Linked DNA regions of Homo sapiens: regions 1 and 3 are each linked to region 2. The links are chromatin loops, found by intact Hi-C in ENCODE. Cell type or tissue: PC-3. All regions are shown on one strand.

What was found. A loop is a pair of places that touch in the nucleus more often than their neighbours do. Peaks named below come from ENCODE experiments on the same cell type or tissue, not always from the same donor. Only the 100,000 strongest peaks of a DNase experiment are listed, where the experiment ranks them.
Region 1: it touches region 2 in a loop (4-fold over the local background); 1 of 110 quality-filtered maps calls a loop at or near these places.
Region 3: a loop joins it to region 2, with 3 times the contacts of the local background. A loop is called at or near these places in 1 of 110 quality-filtered maps.

What each region holds. Positions count from the first base shown.
Region 1 is chr2:7,823,095-7,828,094 of GRCh38, reverse strand. LOC105373408 (a long non-coding RNA gene) reads left to right here. Exons shown (of 4, transcript XR_922750.1): 3 at 3,471-3,607. Among named protein-coding and RNA genes, the nearest start is that of LINC01871, 100 kb to the right of the region's middle. In PC-3, no CTCF peak of the experiment used is centred here; a DNase peak (open chromatin) is centred at 2,274; H3K4me3 peaks cover 415 bases; H3K27ac peaks cover 2,710 bases.
Region 2 is chr2:7,746,721-7,751,720 of GRCh38, reverse strand. No RefSeq gene overlaps it. Among named protein-coding and RNA genes, the nearest start is that of LINC01871, 23 kb to the right of the region's middle. In PC-3, no CTCF peak of the experiment used is centred here; a DNase peak (open chromatin) is centred at 2,480; H3K27ac peaks cover 2,007 bases.
Region 3 is chr2:7,807,197-7,812,196 of GRCh38, reverse strand. All of the region lies in intron 3 of LOC105373408 (a long non-coding RNA gene), which reads left to right. Among named protein-coding and RNA genes, the nearest start is that of LINC01871, 84 kb to the right of the region's middle. In PC-3, a CTCF peak has its summit at 2,365; no DNase peak of the experiment used is centred here; H3K27ac peaks cover 1,365 bases.

The DNA of each region.
Region 1 (5,000 bases), 76 kb before region 2:
TAGAATTAAGGGGGTGACAAAGTAAAAGGCCAAGATAAATGGCACCATGTCTGTAGGATGGACTGGGCCAGGGCTCCAAGTTCAAAGGAAGAAAATAGAGATTTTGTTTGTTAAAAATTTTAATTTAAAGGGTATCACATTTTTATAGTAAAATTTACTGGAAAAGAGATAAAATGATAGGGAAATGGTTTCTGTTTATTTACTAATTCTAAATATGATAATTGCATTAAAATATAGTATTTTAACAAGAAGACACTTAGGAAATGTCAAGAAGAATAAAAGAGCAATAATCCAATGTAAACTCTAATATAACATCCATATAGTTAGACAGGAACACTGAACAAAAAAAGAAGAAAAGAAGTCAGATAGAAGAAGAGTCTCTAACAACATGTACAGAGGACAGTTGTTGAAACTAGTTGAAAAAATAACTTTAACTCCTACCAATATTCTGAAAAGCCAGAAATTGATTGTTTTTCTAGAAAAGTATAGATTAAAAATGGATTCAAGCAGGTAAATAATTTGAACATACCAATAAACATGGAAGGCCTTAAAAAATTCAAAGAATTCACTTTAATGAGTGTCCTGAAACGAGACAGTTCTAAAATTATGTTTTTTCATGCATTTGTGTTTTAGGTAAATCTGGTGTTTCATAGTATATTCCATAGAATATGATGGCGAGTAGGGAAAGAAAAAGAAATTTTATTTTATTTAATTATGAAGATAGCATAACCCTTATACTAAAATCTGAAAAATAAATTATAGAAAAATTATAGATCATCTTAATTTGATATGCTAATATCTATAATGAAATTAAACAATAAGGTATAAATATCCGTAACGAAATTGAACAGTAGAATATATAAAATATTAAAACCAGAAAGGGCTTATAACTCAGGAATTAAATAATCCTTCTCTATTAATTAATGTATAGCTACTTCACAATATACATTTCAAGAAAGATAACATATATTTAAAAATATGGTAGGTGTTAAAAATACTTGCTAAATGTTCATTTCCGTTTAAAAATGTAGTGTTACATAGTAGAATGGTAGCCTTTCAAAACATATGCCCACATCCTATTCCCTGGAACCTGCAACCTTACTTGGAAACAGAATCTTTGCAGATGTAAACAACTTAAAGACCTCGAGATGAGATCATCTGTATTATTTGAGTGGGCCCTAAATCCAATGACAAGCATATTATAAGAGACACACAGACGAAAGGCAGGCACAATACTAGGAAGCAACTAACCAGAGAGGCAGAGATTGGAGTGATGCGGCCATAAGCCAAAGGCCAGCTGGAGCTGCCAGAAGCTGGAAGAGGCAAAGGAAGAAAGTATCTGTTGCTTTGGAGGCACTAAAAGGACACCTTGATTTTGGACTGCCGGCCTCTAGAATATGAAAGAACACATTTCTGTTATTTTAAACCACCAGTTGGTGGTAAGTTTTTACATCAGTCTCAGAAAACTAATTTAAAAACTTTAAAGTATTAATAGATGGATACTTATGTATTATGATGAAAAGTATCTATCTGCCAACGCTGGACTCTGTAAGTGCTTAAAATATAACTGCAACTTCTCCTGGATAGAGCAAAGGATTTGATTGCTAAATCTTTTGGACCAATCATGAGTTTATGACAGTGGACAAGTTTGCTTGTAGGTAAACCTCACTTTCTTCATCTCTAAAACGTGGTTAACAAAACACCATTCAGAGTAATTATTACAATTTGACATAATGCATTAAAAAGTTTACACAGTTCCCAGCACACAATAAGCACGTGATAAATATATTCCATACACACAGATACACAAAAGGACATGGTACCTGGGGCCACGCTGATTGACATCTGGCAGCTTCTAATTTCATTATGTGGTTCAGTAAGACAAGTGCTATTGTACAAAAGTAAAGCTAACAAGCTTAAACCAAAGTTTATTTTTTTCTTCATATGACTCAAAAAGAAATAACATCAAAGAAAAATCAGTTACAATTACAAAATGACTAAACTATAAGAAAAGTGTAAGGACCTTTTGTATCGGCTATGAATGAGAACATACTTTCCCAAAAGCTGTCTTTAAAAGCTGTGAACACCAGAGAAAAGCAGTGCCGCACACCCAGGTGCTCTCTGTGGGCGTGCTCTGCAGATGACTTGGGGTTAGGAAAGTGAGTTTCTAGAATTCTTGGCTTGTGCATCTGAGAGGTACTTTCCTCGGCTTGTTTGTTTTGCGTGAAGAGTTGCTAGGAATGATTCAGAATGTACATGTTTGTGTAGTGAAAGTCCTGGGGTTCTGGCATCCAGTGAGGGTCCTGGCCCCTGTACAAAGTCTTCTTTCTCATGTGGGAGCTGGCTGCTCCCCGGAAGTGGGTATAAAAGTCAGACAGCATTCCTCTCATTCCCAACCAAACAGGTCTCTCACAGAGAGGGAAATAAATGTCCCACTGGCCTGTGTGGGGGCGTTCCGGAAAAGGGCCTATTTCCATTCTCCAGGCACTTCTACAACTGCCCTGATGTCTGGAAGAGCCTTCGTGATTGGTGAAAATACAACTGATTTTCTAGTAGAAATATAGCTTCCCTCCAGAAGATCTATTCCACCTGAGCAAGAAGCTGGTTCTTTAGGCTGAGGATGGTATGGAGACTGTCTTAGTCTGTTTTGTGCTGCTATAACAAAATACCAGAGACTGAATAATTTGTAAATAACAGAAATGTATTCCTCACAGTTCTGGAGGCTGGGAAGTCGAAGACCAAGGTGCCAGCAGATTTGGTGTCTGGTCTGTTTCTAAGGTGGCACCTTGTTACTTCATCTTCCAGAAGATACAAAGGATGTGTCCTCACATGACAAGGCCAAGTGAGCTGAATACTGCTTGAAGTCTCTTCTATAAAGGCCTCAATTCCATTCTCAAGAGAGGGGCCCTCATAGCTTAATCACCTCTTAAAGGTCTCATCTCTTACTACCACCACATTGACCATTAAGATTCAACACCTGAAGTTTGGAGGGGACCCATTCCAACCCTAGCAGGGATTACCTCTCCTGTCCTTCCACTCATCAGTGAAAGGATGCCTCTGTCCCCCTCTCCTGTTTCTGGACCTATTAGATTTAAGGACATTTAGAAAGGGAGAAATGGCTGAGGAAGTTAAAAAAAAATGGTTTGATAAACTGTGGAATAAAAATAATCTCCATAGAACTTAATTGGTACTTTTTACTTGAGGGAAATCCATGTGGCCCCAGTTAGCATGATTATTTTTGGTCATGCTTGACATCTATGTTTGCAAGAATATTAATTTATTTGGCTGACAAGCCATGAAATGTCTATCTTTATGTTTCCCATTTGGTTATTCATCCTATGCATTAGGGAAAACACAAAGAAACCTAAAGACACCAGTAGGTGGTCCAAGTGGGGAGGCAAACACTGGCAACTGACACATCTTGCTATGTGTAAAAATCTATGCTCACGTCGCTCTGTTTTATTCCACAGGTTGTGCTATTAGAGATTAGAGGAGTTAATGTAGGTGCAGCTTCCTCACAGAAAATGCAAGACACACAAGGGCTGCTTTCAGCATTCTGCTTGATCGTGCACAGCTAGACGCAGAGCACTCAGGAGCACACAGGAGGGTAATAAAAATCACATCCACCATGCTTTCTGGTTTGCAAAAGCCCTTTGGGAATGTCATCTCATGTGCCTGAATGCAGTGCTCCCTACCTCTGCTTCTCACAGTGGGGTTCTCCTTCCAGATCCTGGTGTCCAGGAGAAACCTAGACATGGTCTTTATCACATTCAGACACTTCTCCATCTGCATGAGCAAGTACAGGATAAGGTGCTATGTTTTACTATCTTTGTACTGTCAGGGATGCAGATGGATAAGTGGTATTTTGGCACTAATTTGCAAAGCTAAAGGCCCCAGCTCCTAGTTACAAAGAATTTTTTGCTTCTCTTTAGTGGTTTCCATAGCAGTGTGTTTCTCCCCACAGAACAAGCTCTGGAAGAATTAGCACAAGAGTTTTGGAGATGATACTACTTGTTTCATTTTACAGTGCTTACCCTTTGACAATAGCTGCGTTCTTTGCTACATCTGAGGTTCATGATATTTTTATACCAAATCAAGAACTTAATTTAAAATACTGTCCAAAATAACATCTCATACAAACTTGGAAATCTTGGGAAAAAAAAATAACCAACCATTATGAAACTTTTAACCCACTCTATAATTTCAAGGGATAAAAAGCTCTTTATGTGAAAATGTATTGATAACATTTTGCCAAACACACAAGGACTCGAATCTTTCCCATGATGAAAAGATTTCTTCACCCATTGGGAAGATGTGTTTGCTTCTTATTTCATTCAACAAACACTTACTACACACAAGGTACATGCCAGCATTGCTTCAACCCTTGGAGATATACAGCCCTAGGACATTGTCCTCAAAGAACAGCAAGAGTGTAGTGTGAGATTTTTTAAAAAGGAAAAGATGAAGGCAATATGGCAGTGGTTGAGGGAGGGCTTTCCAGTGTCTGTGGAGTATGATGGAGGGGCACGGAGGTGGGGGTGGCCGTCCTCACTCCTCCGTCTGCGTGGAGGGTCAAAAGAGGAAATATACCAGCATGTGCTGGATTTGTACTATAAGCCAGACACTGCACTGTGCTGGTGGACACTCCAGCCTTACACCTTGCAAGTATGTTTGTACATATAGATTTTAAGAATTCAACAATTCTAGGAGATAGCTAGCCTTAATCCCATTTTCCAAATGATAAAACTCAGGCCAAAAGTGTTCCCAAATATATTCCTTACCCATCCCATTCTAAAGCCAAGTGTTGTAACACCGCTTCACCAGTCTTCAAAAATATGTAGCAATTGTCCAGATTTCACCATGAGCAAATGGACAAATGCCCAAATTAGCAAAAGTCGGGGTTAAATTTTGGAATAACATTAATTCAGGATTAATTAGGATTAATCAATTAATTAGGATTGAGATGGGAAAGGAGCAGCGGCAGATTGGGCAACCCTGGC
Region 2 (5,000 bases):
ATAAAATAAAATAGCCGTGTAATTTATTTTTGAGTAGTTGAATTATTTATTAGATTATTGCAGCTTATCAGACAAAGACACAAACTAAGAAATAAAAAGACTCACACCACGTCTAAGATATTACTAAATTCAACACCAATTTAAACAATGACAGATATAACAGCTGAGTTCTCTTTTGGGCTATAATACTGGAAAAATATATACTTTTGGCCAAATAATTTAATTACATTAAATTTTATCTTAATAGGCTACTGAAAGATTAAAAAGATAAATGTGAAGATATTTTGTAAACTATAAACTACTATTAAAATGTGAGGGCTTAATTTCATTTACAGTGTTACTGTTTTATTGAAGACTTCTTAAGTGGACAAACTATGACAAATCTGAAGCAAGTTTTTTTAAAATTCCATATTCTATAAGTTATTTTGAAATATTGGTGAATATGAATATTATTTGTTTATTCCTAATATGTTTATATAGCATGTAATGTTTTATATAATATATTCCATTATATTAACAAAATATATAATATGTTAGTTAATACATAATATATAACATTAATATATGAAATACTAAGAAAATATTCATAATAATATATTGATATATAATATAATCACATATGTTGAATTATATTAATCTAACATATAATATAGTATGTTATATTTATTATATATTATATATAATTTGTCTATACAGAGAGATATTTGTATCTTTTTAAAAATGCTATGTTGTAAATATTTTGCAATTTAATGAATAATTGCTGTAAACTTGACTTTAGGTGAAGGTATAATAGTTAATGTTCTCCAAGTTCCCAAATTTTCATTATTTCCATTGTTTACTCATTTAGTTGGTAATTGTTTCTATTTGTTGCTCATTTTAATGTATTTTACATTTTTAAAATCATAAATGATGTGGTATTAATACTTTTTATGCACAAATTATTATCAACATCTTTGACTATTTTGTTAGGATTCCCTAGAATTTTCCAGAATTACTGGGCTAAAGTTTTGTACTTGATAAAAATTGACATATTATTTTAGGAAAAGATTGCAAGTGTGTACAAATTCGAGCTTTTACAGGTAAATGAGAGAATTCTTTTCACATGTCATGCTCTCCAGCATTAAGGGGTTTCCAAAGTTACTTCTAATTTGTAATGCAAAAACAGCTTTTATTACCTTAATTACAAGATTTTATCATTATAGAGCTGCCCTGTCCAAAGCTGTAGCCACCAGCCACATAATTTAATTTGAAATTCACTAACTTACATAGAATTAAAAAATTTAGCTCTTCAGCTGCACCAGCCACATTTCGAGCACCCAGTAGCCCCATGTGGGCCACAGTGTTGAGCATCTCAGAACAGGACACTTCCATTGGTACAAACATTTCAGCTGCTATAGAGGCTAGATTTTATTTTTATAAATTAATAGCTAGTTGTAATTATGTTCTTTCATTTGCAATTGATCGACACAGACACATAACTCAAACCTGCTTAGAAAATAAAATTAAGGATAATTCATTAGCTCATTTCATAGGCAGTCAGGGTGGATATGGATTTCCAGGCATGTCTTAGCATGCTATTTTAAACAATGCTTCCATCTCTCTACAAAATCAGTAACATATTTTTTTTTTCCATTTTCTTCTATCGGTCTCCATTTGGTTGCAAAGATGACAGCTTGTGGTTTATTTCATTCTCGTAAATGTTCTGTCATTAGCAATTTGGTCTGACTTATTTTAATCACATAAATTCATTATGGAAGAATTTTTTAAAGGCTTATTATAAAAATTGTTTATAGTATTCAATGTTTCCATTCAAAATATAATAAACCCTGTATATTATTTGTATTTTACAGATCATAGAAATATTTTTGTTTTCATATACTTTCTACATAAATCTTGCAAAATTTATAGCTAGGTACTTTATGTTTCTACTACTATTTTGGATAGGGTCTTTTTTTCATTTTATTTTCTAAAAGCTTACTGCTCATTTCTAAAAAAAATATTGAATAATCTGTATCTATATTTTATCTGTTTACTTTGCTTATCTAAGTTATTGAGTCTAACATTTTTTTCAGTTGATTCTCTTAGGCTATCTAAGGTATAATCTAAGTATATTCTTTGAATTATAAATGGACTTTTTAAAAATTATTATTTCAAGTAGTTCCCGTTATGTTGGTTCTTGTCTCTTTTCATTCACTAGAACATTCAGAACTATTTTTAAAAATTTGATTTTAAACATTAAGAGTGCTTGCAGTTGTATACTTCGAAAAATTCACCTTGAAAAGACGAAATACAAATTTGAAGTGAGTTCTTTAAATCTTTATTTGGTCCTATATAGAACAATGAAAGGTCTTTGTTGCCATTTTTTTAAGAAAAATCGTATTGCTAGAGATTCACTTTTCTTTCTTCTTGTTGGATGACTAAACAGGAAGAGCGTAGAGCTGCCAAGCCAGGCTTTGCTCAGCTGCATCCTGCCCAGCCTCAGGCGCTCAGTGACCTCAGTAGGATCGGCTGCTCCTGTCTTCGAGCCATCTCTTGGCGAAGGACTTTCCAGGTTCCTCGGCAGGCAGTTGACGATGTAGCACCAGGGGACTCCTGTCCCTTGGTCACGTCCCTTTTTTCAACGTGACCTCAGTCTGGTCCTCTCCAGGCTGTCTTTACTGAGGACAGGCCATGCAGATCCCTGGTCAATCTTGCTCTGCACCCAGGTTGTCAGCATCCTCAGGGTCCACATCTTTCTCCCCTGTACAGAGGGGCTGGAACCCTGCTGTGGCTGGATATGGGAACAGCCACCCGCTGTGGTGGGAACAGATGTCATAGGGCTGGCCTTCAGGAGCTGTGGTCGAGCTCTCATTTCTCACCACACTTTCACACTATTAGTTGTTTAGAGGTACTTTACGGCTGCAGAGCGTCTGTGACGGCTAAAATTGTCTGTTTTACTGGTTACAAAGGGCCTGTTCCAGAGTCTGAATTTAATGGAATCTCCACGCTCTCTCGGCAGCCCCACAGCCTCTCCAACGCAGCGTCACAACGTTTCTGGACGTGGATTGCTTTGTAAATGTCTTTAATTTCACTTTTCACTTTCAAAATACCAAAACTTGAAATGTATATGATAGGTTGCTTGTTCAACATGTAATACAGAATTATGATCGGTACACATATCAAAGAAAAGACCTTGGACCTATAGTGAATTAATGATGAACAAACGTATTTTTGCATGTTTTAAAGTAACACAAAAATTTTAGCTTAATAACCTATTTTTAATTCCCAGTGTTAAATTCTGCTAAAAAAGTTTAGCCTAAAGCTGTCTCCTTACATATTTTAAATTCAGCCTGAAGGTTTCTTCACGTACAGTGAACTGAAACCTAACTAGATGTTAAACAAACTGGAACCAACCCTTGTGCCCATTACTGAGTTTTGGCCAAAGGCAGCCAACTGTCCAAACCAAGTTCAAATAAGACACTACCCAGCTGTAACAAGTCTGGCTGTTTCTGACCTCACTTCCGTCTTTTCTACCTGGGATTTCCTTTTTCAGTCTTTTTTGTTTTAAGACAGAGTCTCACTCTCTCTCTCTTTTTTTTTTTTTTTTTTTTTTTTTGAGATGGAGTCTCGCTCTGTCGCCCAGGCTGGAATGCAGTAGCATGATCTCGGCTCACTGCAATCTCTGCCTCCCGGGTTCAAGCGATTCTCTTGCTTTAGACTCAAGAGTAGCTGGGACTATAGGCACCCACCACCATGCCCCACTAATTTTTGTATTTTTAGTAGAGATGGGGTTTAACCATGTTGGCCAGGCTGGTCTCAAACTCCCGATCTCAAGTGATCTGTCCCCCTCGGCCTCCCAAAGTGCTGAGATCACAAGTGTGAGCCACTGCACCCGGCCCTTTTTCAGCCCTTAAATCTTCCCCAATCACCCAACAGCACCAGAGTCTCTCTGGTTCAGGGAACTGCCCAATTTGCAAATCATTGTTTGCTCAATTGACCTCTGTGAAATTTAATTCGTCTAAGGTTTTTCTTTTCACAACTGTTATTTGTGTGCATTCTCAAATCTTGATAGAAATCTTTTTGAAGTTTTATAGAATTAATTGGGTAGCAGTCCATGTGTCTGTGCTCTGGATTTTATTAAATATTTTACAATTAATCCTTTGTTAAATTTTGAAACAAAAAATCCATAGTGTTATACTTGTTAGCATTCTACTCATTCTTTCTACTGTTTTGGCAACTTAAAAATATCTAGAACAGGCATGGTGGCTCATGCTTGTAATCCTAGCATTTTGGGAGGCCGAAACAGGAAGATTAAAGATTGCTTGAGCCCAGGAGTTCAAGACCAGCCTGGGCAACAGAGCAAGACCCAATTCTGCAAAAAATATAGAAGAATTAGCTGGACATTGTGGCATGCTCCTGTAAGGCCCAACTACTCAGGCGGCTGAGGATAGCTTGAGCCCAGGAGGTTGATACTGTGGTGATCCACTGCACTCCAGCCCAAGTGACAGCAAAATTCTATTAAAAAAAAAATCCAGGAAAGTATCTATACAACAAGATGTAAAAGTAATTGGCATTTAACCCCGCACCTGACAGCCTTTCAGGTTTTATACACTACTGTTATTATTCACTATTATTATATGAACTTTATGATTTTTAATACTTTTATTTTTCTGTGTCATAGATTTGCTCTCTCATTTTCATTATTTCAAAAAATTGATCCTTAAAATTTCTGATCTATCTTGCTATTTTCCATATTTTGATAAGTTTTATTCACTTTCAGTTCATTCTTTTTGTTTTCCTTAGAGTTGTCTTTTATTTTTCAGTTTTTTTGAAATCAATCTCTGTTTCATATCTATTTGTTATTCTGTGACAAATAGGGTACTTTAGGATATGAATTTAACTCTGGATATAAATTTGGCAGCACCCCTTATGGTATATAACTGTAATGAGAGGCAGTTTTTTATTTTAATTTTTATTTAGATTACATATGCATGTTCCCTGTGTTTCAGAGCTACATGTGT
Region 3 (5,000 bases), 60 kb before region 2:
CATGAGGATAGAAATTATATTTGAATGTGCACAGTATGTCAGCCATTGAAGATGCTCAATAAATATTAGGTACAGAATAAATACATCTTCCAGATGAAAGTTTTCCAAAGAGAGGATAATAAGCCACTAGTGAATCATAAACTGAATTTAATGAGGCATTACAAGCATTTAAAAAAAAGTAGAACAGAGTGAAAAAAGAAAATATTAGTGCAGTATACTGGCAAAACTGAGAATTATTTGGTTGCTATTTGTTATAGATGTGTATGTATATTTGGAAATGTATGAATCTCAGGGTAGAGTGCACTTATACTTTTTACCTGAAGATATAATCAAAAAGTCTAAAAAGTACTTCTTTAAACAAGAGGAATTTAAATTTTTAAATCCTTGGAACATTACACAACAGATAATATGAGTGAAAAAAGTTTTGTGTCAAAAGTACTGAAGAAACTTCCTGGGTGAACACAGGTACAAGTCAGCGTTTTTCGGTTCTCCCCATGGACATTATACCAAAGCAGCAGGGAGAACGTTAAAAGACAAAACAAAATGAAACAAAAACAAGCATATAATCTCCAGTTTTAGTGGAACTTGATGATACATATAAATCCACAGATCTCTAAATACATACAAAGCTTGCCCAAATCCTCCAAGATCATGCAGAAACACTGGTGTAAGGAAGGAAGGAGGAGAAGGTCAGTGGTAGTGAGAGACCCAGCAGGTGACCTTAGAATAGGCCAGCAAAAGACACTCCTGAAGGCAAGCGGGTACCCCAAAAAGAACATATTTTGCTGCCTGTGTGGCAACAATGGGTCGGGAAACTGGGGAGAGCAAGGATGGTGGAATAATTGTTTCTGTATCTATTTTGAATCAGGGCAAAGATAACTTAGGGGTAGAGAATGACTCACCTGAGGTATTAGAGAAAAACAGTTTCTGTGGCAGTGGGCATCTACTGAACCTTCCAGCTCTGAACCCTAGATTGTCAGCCTGCTAGTCTTAGTTTCTCCCCCAACAGCCACCACTCTCAGAAATTCCTGTGAATACGACTTAAGAAAATCCAACCTATTCAATGCTAAGTGTTAAAAGACACAACAATGATCTAACAATAAATAAATGTAAAAAAACTTGATATATGATGACTTACCAGAAAAAGTATTGCCATATAGCAAAAGAAAGTTGTTCCCATTTCCCTATGAAACACAAGGCTTTGAAACAGTTTACTCTGAGCAGAAAGACCACAGCTCAGAAATGCAAGACTGGAGGGAAATAATTGAAAGCTGATAAAAGGAGATTTTTTAAAAAGTTACTAGTATAACTTGAGAACAAAAGTAGAAGAAAAGAAATGGAAAGATCATAAAAATGAAGTGTGGGAAAATAGGTACTTCACAAAATCTACCAAGAGACACGGCTAGAAATGAGAGATGTGAAAAACGTACAAAACTAAAACAAATAGAAATGAAAACAAAGGACTAAAAAGGATAAGAAAGAAAATAATAGCCATAAAAAGGCTAGAAAATAGAGCTAACATACACATTGGCGTCTCCAAAGAAGCAATAGAACACACTGCCACAGTAGAATACAACAGACATTTAATGTTATTAAAAAAAACAATTATTGGCCAGGCATGATGGCTCAAGCCTGTAATCCCAGCACTTTGTGAGGCCAAGGCAGGTGGATCACCTGAGGTCAGGAGTTAGAGACCAGCCTGCCCAACATGGTGAAACCCCATCTCTACTAAAAATACAGAAAATTAGCCAGGCTTGCTGGCCGGCATCTGTAATCCCAGCTGCTCAGGAGGCTGAGGCAGGATAATCTCTGGAACCCGGAGGCAGAGTTTGCAGTGAGCGGAGATCGCACCAGTGCACTCCAGCCTGGGCGACAAGGGCGAAACTCTGTCTCAAAAAAATAAAATGAAATAAAACATTTATTTTCCTGAAATGAAAGAATACTTGAATCTATGTGTGGAAAGTCTTCATTATGTGCTAGAGGAAATTGATGTGAAATGGTCAACTTTGAGACCTGCACGAATGAAGCTAACGGTTTTAAAGATAAAGGAAGAATTCTTAGGGCAGCCAGGGAAAACATCACAATAAGAATGGAAAAAAATGTAATCTCAAATTTCCCCCCAAAATCGTTAACACCAGAGGAAAGTGAGGCAGCACCTACATGACTCCTCCAGGAAATGTGAGGACCAATGATTTGATATCTAGCCAATCTGTCTCTCAAATATTAAAACTATAGGCAAACTTTATGAAAAACAAGAACACCAGGAGTATGACTACAGTATTGCCAAGAACCCGCACAATAAAATTACTAGAGGATGAACTGCAGCCAAGAAGTGATGGGGGAAACTGTCACCCTAGTGGTGAACATTGAATAGAATGAACTGTAGACATGAAACAGAAATTCCCATGAGTATTGCTGAGATATAGAGAACTACAAATTTCATATGCCTAGGCAACCGAGAAATGACAAAATTGGGAGGGAAAAGGAGAAGAAAGGTGAGGCAGAGTCAATTTTTTGATGACTTTAGCTGTGATAGCTGGCTATTGGATCGTATCATTTAAAGATGAAAAATCAAATAACAGAAGTATAAGCATATTTGACAAGACAAAAGTCCACGTTAGCAAAGACTTCATGGACTGAAATTAGGGGATTGAACAGAGAAAGATGACCAGAAGGGCAAAGTACACATTATTTTCAACATGGTTTACAATAAGGAAACAGTAGATACTGTCTAAGTAAATAGAGACTAGGGGTGTTATATTAAAGTTTAGCACTAAAGGTAAACATGAAAGAAAAACACAGATTTTTCTAAGTATTAGAAAAACCACAAAAAATAAAAATGATCATGAAAGTAGACCACATAATTTTAAACAACAAATCAGAAAAGGTAACATAAAATGTCAGAGGAGTTTCATGTGTCAACTTGTCTAAGCCACAGTCCCCAGTCATTCAGCCATTTAGGTGTTGCTAAGGAAGTATTTTGTAGATGTGATTGAAGTCCACAATCAGTTGACATTAATTAGGGAGATTACTCTAGCTGATCTGGGTGGTTCTGATTCAATCCATTGAAAGGTCCCAGGAGCAGAGCCGAGGCTCTCCTGAAGAAGAGATCCTACCTGTGAGCAGCAGAAGCTCTTCTGGCCTGTGAATCACAACCTGTCTTTGCTGGTGGCCTGCCCTACAGATTTTGGACTTGCCTTGCCAGGTCCCACAACTGTATAAGTCAATTCCTTACAAAAATATGTTCATGTATATCTGAGCTACTGGTTTGTTTTTTTCTGGTTAAACTGACTAATAAAAGAGGCAAGTTCAAGTATATTTTTCTTATCAATAAATGTAAATAGTATATCTCTCCTATTATAAGAAAAAAATTTGAGAAAGAATCAGAAAACACAAAACACAATCCAACTCTATAATGTGGAAAAAGACACATCTAAGCAAAGTGATTGAGGAAACTTGAAATTAAATGAATGGGCATAGCATAATGGTAAATGCAAGAATTATATAACTAGTGGTAATGATCTTAATGCCAGGCAAGATGGAATTCATTGCACAAAATATAAAATGACCCAAAGTTGATGAGCTTCTATTTTTAAATAATACTCTCCACAATGAAGAAACATTGGAATCTAGATACTTAGGGTTAGGGATTAGAACCACTTTTTTAATCACTACATTCTAAGTCCTTGGTCAATTTCTGACACATGGCAATTCCTCAATAAAAATGCTTGCCGAGTAAATTTATGAGCGGTTTTGAAAATCTATGCATAAAGTATCATATCAGCAACATTTACAAAGTAGAAATTAGAAGAGATACAGCACGAAATTTAGCATACTGGGATAACAGACATTAATTCCTCTCTCTTATCTCACCAGCCATGATATATCAAGTGGATAAAAAATAAGTAAGACTATTTCCTGTGCCTGAGTTTTCTTGAAAGATGAGCCTGAAACAAGGATTAAAGTGCTGACATTGTTTCAAGACCCAGGCTGTGAAAATGAGAGGAAAAATCAGCGAGACAAAGGGACAATTTCAGCACTGCAGTAGGCGAGAAGGCGGTGCTGGCCTCTCAGGTGTTTAGCATTTGTGTTCACGCGACATGTGATACTTCTCGAGAAGATTTTCAAGGAGAAATGACCCTTCAGAACCTTCCTGAGAGAAGAAAGAGGCAGAATCGGTCTACCTAGCTTCAAATGGTCAAAGTTCACCCACAGGAGCTCAGCTCGTTGCACTTTCAAATTTCATCATCTACGCTGTCAGGAGCCACCCAAGAAGCCAGGTGCCATGCGCGCTGCCTTTTACCATGCGCGCTGCCTTTTACCATGCGCGCTGCCTTTTACCATGCGCGCTGCCTTTTACCATGCGCGCTGCCTTTTACCATGTGCGCTGTACCTACAGAATTATGTTCAGCTGCATTTCAGCAAGGTACTGAAAACTAGCTAAATGCCCATCAATAGTAGCATTCGAATAATTTGTATTGCTTCTATTCACAGAATTCTATCCATCTGTAAAAACGCATAATGAAGATATTCTATAGGTACAAACAAAAATATTTCAAATACACATTTAACTGTTTGGTACAAAGGGGTAGAAATACATATACATATTTGTATCTTATTGTGTTTAAAGAAAAAAAATCCGCAGAGAATTTGGTAGTTCTTTGGTGTTGTGTAGTCAGGCAAGGGGAAGAATATATACATCAAAATTTATTATTTCTAATAAACTGCAGAAATCTGAAGTATTTAGGTATTTCTAAACCTAAAGTATTAGAAACATTTGACATGAATCTAGATTGATTTAAAATTCTGGAGGAATCTTTGGAAATAAATTTCAAAGTCTTCAAAAATAAATACACCCTAAAGCAGGGGTCCCCAACCCCCCAAGCTGAGGTCCAGTGCTGGGCCTTGGCCGTTTAGGAACCAGGCTGCATAACAAGAGGTGAGCACTGGGCAAGCTAGCATTCCCACCTGAGCTCTCCTTCCTGTCAGGTCAGTGGCAG